2 separate regions of the Homo sapiens genome follow, and region 2 is linked to region 1. Evidence: chromatin contacts called from ENCODE Hi-C or POLR2A ChIA-PET data. All regions are on one chromosome and are shown on one strand. The core of a region is the stretch at or near the end of the contact, and the rest is flanking DNA. Distances in the headings are between cores, read along the strand shown. Region 1 holds the start of MBTPS1 (membrane bound transcription factor peptidase, site 1). Region 2 holds the start of FBXO31 (F-box protein 31).

The links. A loop is a pair of places that touch in the nucleus more often than their neighbours do. ChIA-PET counts read pairs that join two places held with the same protein, here RNA polymerase II (POLR2A). Pooled maps may share reads with other maps.
Region 2: a map of naive thymus-derived CD4-positive, alpha-beta T cell shows a loop between it and region 1 (16-fold over the local background). The contact joins the promoter of FBXO31 here to the promoter of MBTPS1 in region 1. A Hi-C loop is called at or near these places in 1 of 168 maps with a recorded cell type or tissue (naive thymus-derived CD4-positive, alpha-beta T cell), 1 of 37 single-sample maps with no recorded cell type and 10 of 50 pooled maps. POLR2A ChIA-PET finds 5 or more read pairs at or near these places in 1 of 52 experiments (activated B cell).

Annotation. Positions count from the first base shown.
Region 1 is chr16:84,115,363-84,119,670 of GRCh38, forward strand. It overlaps MBTPS1 (membrane bound transcription factor peptidase, site 1), which reads right to left and starts at 1,580. Exons shown (of 23, transcript NM_003791.4): 1 at 1,373-1,580. MBTPS1-DT (MBTPS1 divergent transcript) reads left to right here and starts at 1,681. Exons shown (of 1, transcript NR_186375.1): 1 at 1,681-3,801. It also overlaps the pseudogene LOC648774. RefSeq lists silencers at 1,071-1,500, 1,901-2,000 and an enhancer at 2,151-2,310.
Region 2 is chr16:87,382,523-87,386,991 of GRCh38, forward strand. FBXO31 (F-box protein 31) reads right to left here and starts at 1,254. Exons shown (of 9, transcript NM_024735.5): 1 at 883-1,254. The coding sequence starts at 1,222. TRM-CAT6-1 (tRNA-Met (anticodon CAT) 6-1) reads right to left here and starts at 1,572; the gene lies at 1,500-1,572. It overlaps LOC124903747 (a long non-coding RNA gene), which reads left to right and starts at 1,411. Exons shown (of 2, transcript XR_007065168.1): 1 at 1,411-1,674. RefSeq lists silencers at 610-849, 990-1,649 and enhancers at 1,057-1,710, 1,711-2,362.

The DNA.
Region 1 (4,308 bases), core at 330-2,829:
GCCTGGGGAGTGCAGTCGTTTGACACGTGTCTGGGTCAGGTCCCAGCTCCCATTCTCAATCAACAGTTTTGCTGTCATCCGCATCACACATTAGAGCATAAAATAAACTTTTATTTGTCAAAAGTGTTCTGCATAAATGCTTAAACAAAATGTGGTATAGCCATACAACTGAATATTATTTGGTCATAAAAGGAATGAAATCCTGATTCATGCTACAACATGGATGAACTGTGAAAACATGCTAAGTGAAAGAAGCCTGACACAAAAGGCCGCATATCATATGTTTCCATCTGAATATACGAAATAGTCATTAAAGGCAAATCTAGAAAGACAAAGTAGATGAAAGGTTGCCTGTGGCGGGGCCTGGAAATGGGCATTGACTACAACTGGGCATCAGAGGTCTTGGGGTAACGGAAATGTTCTAAAAGTGGATTTGGTAGTGGCTGTGCTGCTGTAAATTTACTAAAAACCACTGAATAGTACACTTAAAACAGGTGGATTTTATGGTATGTAAATTCTACTTCAATGAAGCTCTTACATTAAAAAATAAGTATAAATAATAAAAGCGGATTCTCCAGATTGAAAAAAAAAAAAATGAGAGGAATTACTTCTCTTCTGCAAGCCCTCCTTTTCGTAGACATACAATTGGAGACCTTGACGTTAGGAGGGCTTACCTACACAGTTCAGACTAAAGGATGAGTCTCCAGAATTCAACGCAGGTCGTATTCCACTCCACGTAATTTCGAAGTGTCAATCAGAATCTAATAACTTAATTTGTGTAGACAAATAGGCCAAGATTCTCAGGGGCTCAACCCAATATGAAAGGTAAACATCTTAATAAAAATACTGACGATCCACAACGGTCTTAGGTAGCGCAACCATGCCAAGGCGAGGCAAGATTTTTAAGAAGCTACAGGTTTAAAAGGCAATCTGGTTCTGAGAGTTCGCCGAACAGAATCCCCGCATTTCCAAAAACCAGCAGCGCAATATGCACAGACCGAGATAAGGCAAAGAATCGACGTCTTTTAAACCTGACGCCAGCACTGCCCCGGAAGCGCACCTAGAATTGAGTCTGTCTGGAGGCTCCGGGCCAGAGCAGGGCGTATTGTTTCACTCGGTGAATGCTCATTTCACGTAAAGAAAACCAGGCAACGGAACAAGCTGCCGGAGCGCGCAGACCCCCGCAGGGCCGCGGTACAGGCACGCTGTGTCCAAACAAGCGCCGGAGGCCCCGCGCCCACCTCCCCCGACCCGGCCCGGCCCCCGCAGCCCTCGCCTCGGGGCCTCGGACGCAACCGGCACACCTGAGCGAGCGGGCCGCCGCCGCTAGGCGGAGCGGGTCGGGGAGGCCGCGCGCGGGCGGCTGACGTACCTGCGCCGCCGGGAGCTCAGGGCCGGCGGGCCCGGGATAACGGCGCCTCCGCGGCGAACACGCCTGGGCACTCCATTCGGGGCTGTTTACTCCCAACTCTCGCGAGACTGGGCGACCGGGCCAGCGAGGCCCACAGCTGGGAGCCTCAGCTCCGCCGACCCAGCGTGCCCTGTCTGTCCCGCGCTCCCGGGGCTTGCGTGCGCGCTCTGGACGCCGTGGGCAGCGGGACCACGCCGGGAGGATGGACGAAGGTCTCGCGACATTTGCGGCGGCGGGGGCCGGTGGCAGGGTGGAAGCGGAGGGGCGTGGCCAGCGAGCTGCCAGGCGGCGAGAACGCGCTGGGGGAACCCTTGGTCCGCTCTGCGCGTCGCTCTAGGATCCCCGAAAAGGAGCACGGGCGCGAAAGCGGCCAGGCTGGGCCAGGATCTAGAAAGACTGCCTGGCGCAGGCTCCCTGCCCCCGCGGGCCTGCTGTCATGGACTCGTGGAGAGCTCGCTTCCCGCGCGGACCCTTCCTGCAGGGGTCCACGTCCAGGCACCGGCGGCTCGGACACCCCACCCCCGGCCGGGCACCTGCCCTGGGTGCCCCTTAACCCGGGCGGTAGCTCGTTAAGATGGCGAAGTGTCCGGTCCGGAACACGCGAAACCCCAAATCCCGCCTGCCCGACCTCCTGACCCCCGGCCCCACGGGACGACAGACTGGGCCTCCCGACGCGCAGCGCGCTGCCGGGACACCGGTGCGTGCGAAACGGAGGACCTTTGTAACGCCACGTGTTTGCTCTTTTTGAAAAAACAAGAATAAATGTGTTAAACTGTCTGAAAAGCTTGCCGCCTAAAAGATGTCTGGGTGACTTAGATGCTAGGATCAGTTTGTTTTCAATGTAAATGGACCAGCCCGGACTCCGTACGGCACTAGCAGGGGACTGAAAGCGTCTTCAGGTACTGCTGGTGGGCGGTGATGCGCTACAGGCCGATCAGACAGTTTTGTGTCTTTTGGAACTTGACACTGCACCACGGTAATGCTGAACTGCACCAATATTACAGATCACAGCGCATCATCTTCCTTCAACATGATTTAACACAGTTGACTTAATATGGTGGATAAATGTAGAATCACAAATTACCATACCCCACCTCAGGCTTCTACTTCGTAATTTTGAGCAGGTTGTTTAACCTCTTTGTACCTCAGCTTCTTCATTACAAAAATAGGGGTACTAGCCAGGCGGGGTGGCTCGCGCCTGTAATCCCAGCACTTGGGGAGGCCGAGGCAGCCGGATCACTTGAGGTCAGAAGTTTCAGACCAGCCTGGTCAACATGGGTGAAACGCCGGCTCTACCAAAAATATAAAAACTTAGCTGAGTGTGGTAGCGCATGACTGTAATCCCAGCAACTCAGGAGGCTGAGGCAGAGAATCGCTTGAACCTGGGAGGCGGAGGTTGCAGTGAGCTGAGATCGTACCACTGCACTCCAGCTTGGGCGACAGAGCGAGACTCTGCCTTAAAAATAAATAAATAATTTTTTTAAAAAATAGGGGTACTAATATCTACCTTAAAGGATGAGGGTTAAATTAAGTACACACATAAGCCCTAGCGCAGTGGCTTATGCCTGTAATCTCAACACTTTGGGAGTCTGTGGCGGGAGGATCACTTGAGCCCAGGAGTTTGAGACTAGTCTGGGCAACAGAGACATGTCTCTATAGTTGTGTTTGGTTTTGTTTTTACCAGGTGTGGTGGTGTGCACCTGCAGTCCCAGCTACTAGGGAGGCTGAGGTGGGAGGACTGCCTGAGCCCAGGAGGTCGAGGCTGCAGTGAGCCATGATTGTGCCACTGCACTCCAGCCTGGGCAACACAGCAAGACCTTGTCTCAAAAACAAACAAAAAGCATACTCATAAAGTGCTCGGCTCCTATATGATTCAATATGTGGTGGTGGATTCTTGAATCCTTTCCTGACTCAGATCTCATACGATTTTCTGAACTTTTGGAGAATCCTTGCCTCTCTGCATTTGCAAACCGTCAAAGGCACTCCCTTCTGCCACCACACAAAGCATTTGATTTTAAACTTGACTATGTCCTTCTGTTCCAACTTTAGGTAAATTAATCTTGGTCAGGGTTCTCTGAACAGCCCTTTAGTCACTATGCCATTGAATACATGGCCCTACAGCTGGAAACTGGGGTAGAACAGTGATTGCAGGCATCCATCATGTGACAGCGAGGCCCCAAAGAAGGGGAGAGAATGCCACCACCACCAGTTTCAGAGAATGCCTATACACTGAGGGGACTGGTGTGTGGGAGAGAAGTTACTTGGAGAGCTACCAAGACAGCCTGAGCTACAGGATCCTGGTCTACCACTGGTGGATTCCCACCACTCTGGTTCTAAAATAACTTCCTAAACTTGTGCTTCACATACAGAATAAAGCATCTGTAATTCCATGGGAAGGTAAATCTTTATTCAAATGAAATGTTATTTTAAAGAGTAATAGCTGATGGCACAGGCACTAGCCAACCCTGGGAAAGCCTCCCTGGAGTTGTGGCTCCTGGAGTCCCAGCAGCCACTCTGCAGAGATCTTGGAGGTCCTAGTAAACCTGCCGGTGGCACTACAGGCAGGCTGCTTTTTTGGCAAGGGTGGCTTTGCTGAGAGCATCAAAATCTTGGAGGCAAACACCAAGGAGGTGTTCTCGGGCAAGATCGCACCTGAGTCACTGCTGCTCAATCCGCACCCAGAGGAGACGTCCCTGGAGACGTCTCCAGCCTCTCGCTATACTCACTGCAGCCTCGCCCACCAGCACATCTCAGGTGTCAGTGGCTTTTTCAAGGACAACTTCATGCTCCTGGTGCTGGAGCTCTGCCACCTGAGACCTCTCATGGAGTTGCACACGGGGAGAGCGCTAAGCCTGAGGGCACTACTGCCCGCAGTAGATCATCCTTGGCTGCCGGCA
Region 2 (4,469 bases), core at 4-2,503, 3.3 Mb after region 1:
AATATTGCTGAAGGCAAAAGTCCAGCCCGCACCGCTGTGATCCATCCGTCTCTCTACGCCCCCACCATCAGGAGCCCCCGACACTGGGCTTCCCCTACTCCCGTAATTTTTTTTGTTGCTGTTGTTTGAGACCAAGTCGCACTCTGTCGCCTAGGGTGGAGTGCAATGGCCCAGATGTTGGCTCAGTGCAACCTCCGCCTCCCGGGTTCAAGCCATTCTTCTGCCTCACCCTCCCGAGTAGCTGGGATTACAGGCGCCCGCTACCACGCCCGGCTAATTTTTGTATTTTTGTAAGTAGAGACGGGGTTTTACCATCTTCACCAGGCTGGTCTCGAACTCCTGACCTCAGGTGACCCGCCCGCCTCGGCCTCCCTAAGTGCTGAGATTACAGGCGTGAAACCGCGCCCGGCCTGCTCCCATTTCTTCAAGTTCACCTCGTCTCTGGTCAGGGCCAGCGGGGCACCCTCGGCTCGCCTTCAAGACAGGGGCAGAGGAGGCGGCCCCCAGGCGTCAGCTTAGGCCCCGCGCAGACCTCGAGGGATCCCAGCCCCAGCTCCCGGCACGGCCTCGGCCCCGTGGTGTCCCGTGCCCCGCGTCAGGGCCTCTTCGATGCCTCCCTGACGCCCTCAACCCCTCCCTACCCCGTCTGCCTCTCTTGGACCCCTCGGACCCTCCCTAACCGCCTCAAATACCTCCCTGGCCCCCTCAACGTGGTGTCACCGCGGCCGCTCCCCACCCACACCCAAAACACCACATCGCCGGGCCCCGCGCCCAACTGGTGGCCCCCGGCCGGGGCCACCGCCCCCGCCACTCCCAGCTCCGAGGCCTCCACCTGGCAGGGACCCCCCGCCCCTCCCGGCCCCGCCACCCCCGCGCGCTCACCCTCACGGCAACGCCTCCTCCAGATGGTGTCGGTGTGGAGGATGCGCCGGAACTTCGTGCAGACCTGGGCCAAGCTGGGTAGGTCCGTGCCCGGCAGCGACGCGAAGATCTCCACCAGCAGCTCGGGCGGCAGCTCCAGCAGCGAGCAGCGCGGGGGCGGCGGCGAGGGGCCCGCGCACAAGCCGCCCCCGACCCCGGCGCTAGCCTCGATGCGCTCCTCCTCGGGGTCTGTGTCCGGCTCGCTGTCGGCCGCCGCCGTCTCGGCCGGGCCCCGGCGCTGCTGGCGGCGCCGACATCCGCGCGACGGGCCCACGCCGCAAAGGCGAGCACACACCGCCATGCCGCCCAGTGACGGCCACTGCTGCCGCCTGTGCGCACGCTCCAGCGCGGCCCCGCCCCGCCAGCGCCGAGCCACGCCCCCGCCGCAGAGCTCGCCACGCCCCCTGGAGAGCCTAGCCCCGCCCCTACGTAGAGCTCCGCCCCGGCCGCGCCACCCCCTCCCCGCGGGGCGGCGACCTCAGAGACCCCGCACTGCTGCCCTCCCCTCCAGCGTGAGGGCGCCGCCCGTGACGGGCATGAGAAAAGAAAGTGGTGATGCCGAGTGCAAAACGTTAGACTGCCCCGTGTGAGGCTCGAACTCACGACCTTCAGATTATGAGACTGACGCGCTGCCTACTGCGCTAACGAGGCTGCTCGGCGACCACTTCGCGCCGCGGCTTTTGTGGAGATAGGGGTCGCCCCTCGCGCCCGTGCGTCCCGCTTCCGGCGCCCGAAACTGTGCCGCGCCGGCCGGTGAGTAGAAAGATGCGCCTTACAGCCTCCAAATACAGAGGCAGCAGCCAGAACCCCAAAGGGCGCCTAGAAGCCCTTTTGTCCATTGAAACAACGCGCGTTCCATCGTCTCCGCCTTATGGTAACCAAAAGGCCCGAGCTGCGGAGCTCTGCAGGGACCTTCGGGGATCCCGAGCTCCCTGCGGAAGCCCCGGGGAGGGCTTGGAGGGGCGGCGGCCGGCGCGGCCCAAGAGATCCGGGGATGCGCGCCCGGTCTGGAAAGGGAGGCCCTGCCATGCGGCGCCGCCCAAAGGGCGCCTGTTCCTGCAGCTGCTGGGAGCCGCGCACGCCTGCTCCAGCTGGGCTCCGCCGAGGCCGCTGAGCGGGGTCGTCTCCCAGGTCCGCGGGTGGTGACCGCGAAGGCGTCCTCTCACCTGAGCAGCCGCGCACGTCGCCGTGGGCTCGCCTCGGACCCCATCTCTTGGAGGCCCAGGCGGGAGTATCAATCGAGGCCAGGAGCTCGAGACCGGCCTGGGCAATACAGCGAGACCCTGTCTACAAAACAAAATTTTAGAAAGAGAAGCTGAGACGGGAGGATCGCTTGATCCCAGGAGGCCGAGGCTGTAGTGACCCGTGATGGTGCCACTGCACTTCAGCCTGGGCAACACAGCGTGACCCTGTCTCCAAAACAAACAAAAAACAAAAATAGCCACAAATGGCTGGGCGCGGTGGCTCACGTCTGTAATCCCAGCACTTTGGGAGGCGGAGAAGGGTGCATCACCTGAGGTCAGGAGTTTGAGACCCGCCTGACCAACATGGTGAAACCCTGTCTCTTCAAACAAACAAACAAACAAACCACACAGGCCAGGCGCAGTGGCTCACGCCTGTAATTCTAGCACTTTGGGAGGCCGAGGCGGGTAGATCGGTTAAGCCCAGGAGTCGGAGACCAGCCTACCCACATAGTGAGACGCCCCCATCTCTACAAATAATTTAAAAAATTAGGCCGGGCGCGGTGGCTCACGCCTGTAATCCCAGCACTTTGGGAGGCCGAGGCGGGCAGATCATGAGGTCAGGAGATTGAGACCATCCTGGCTAACACGGTGAAACCCCGTCTCTACTAAAAATACAAAAAATTAGCCAGGTGTGGTGGCAGGTGCCTGTAGTCCCAGCTACTCGGGAGGCTGAGGCAGGAGAATGGTGTGAACCCGGGAGGCAGAGCTTGCAGTGAGCCAAGATCGTGCCACTGCACTCCAGCCTGGGCGACAGAGCAAGACTCTGTCTCAAAAAAAAAAAAAAATGGTTTCAACTAATAACATCCTGCTATCTACCAGGGAGATCAGCCATTAAACAAGTAACCACATAGATAAATACATAAATTATAAATTGTAATGCTCTAACAATAAGTAAAACTAACAAGATCTTATAGCAGAGACCAGACTTTGGATGATCAAAGGTTCTTTGAGGAAATGACATTTATAAATCAAAGGAAAATTTGGAGTTAGCCAGGAGGAGAACACTTGATGGGAGAATGTTCTAGAAAAAAAGGATAGCGGCCAGGCCTGGTGGCTCACACCTGTAATCCCAGAACTTTGGGAGGCCAAGGCGGGCAGATCACCTGAGGTTGGGAGTTCAAGATCAGCCTGGCCAACATGGTGAAACCTTGTCTCTACTGAAAAAATGCAAAAATTAGCCGGGCATGGTGGCGGGCACCTGTAATCCCAGCTACTCAGGAGGCTGAGGCAGAAGAATTACTTGAACCCGGGAGGTGGAGGTTGCAGTGAGCCGAGATTGAGCCACTGCACTCCAGCCTAGGCGACAGAGCAAGACTCTTTCTCAAAAAAAAAAAAGAAAAGAATAAAAGGACAGCTGGTTGTCCCTGGCTCATGTAGTAGGCGAGGCCAGGAAGGGAGTTTTCAAGGCAATGGCACAGACGATGGTGAGAAGGAGCATCACTTGCCGGAGATCAGGGACCTCAGGAGGCCTGAGGGAAACAGGAGGCTGGTTCAGTCCAGGGTGTGGTCTGAGCAGAAGCTGAAAATATAGGATGGAAATGAAAAATGACAAGAAAAAGAGATAAAATATAGGTTGGAGTTAGAATGTGAACTCGTGGAAGACAGATGAAGCCCTCGCAAATTCGGGAATGACACAGTGATGAAAGTGGTGTTTTGGGAAGCCAACTCAGGCTTCAGTGAGCAGCGTGGTATGCAGATGAATTGTATGCAGGACGATTTTATGTGGTACAGAAACATTTTATATTTATGTATTTATTTATTTAGAGACGGAGTCTCACTCTGTCACCCAGGCTGGAGTGCAGTGGCACAATCTCAGCTCACTGCAGCCCCCGCCTCCCGGGTTCAAGCTATTGTCCTGCCTCAGCCTCCCCGAGTAGCTGGGATTACAGGCGAGTGCCACCACACTTGGCTAATTTTTGTATTTTTAATAGAGATGGGTTTTTGCCATGTTGGCCAGGCTGGTCTTGAATTCCTGACCAGAGGCGATCCACCCACCTCGGCATCCCAAAGTGCTAGGATTACAGGCACGAGCCACTGCACCCGGCCTTTATTCTGGTTTAGTATTTGAGACATGTAACTAGTACATCAGACTTATGATTGCAGGGTCATTACTGCAATGGCAAATCTATTTTAATATACCTTAAATAAAAAATGAGCTGTTTGAAAGAAAATAGTAACCATAGAAGATGGTTGGTGATATATGAATAACCAAGGATGAAAAGCACAGGATTAGAGGGACAAAAGACAGACAGCAAGAATAATGGAAGGCTGTGTACCCAAAGTTGTGGAAGGATGGAATTAGCA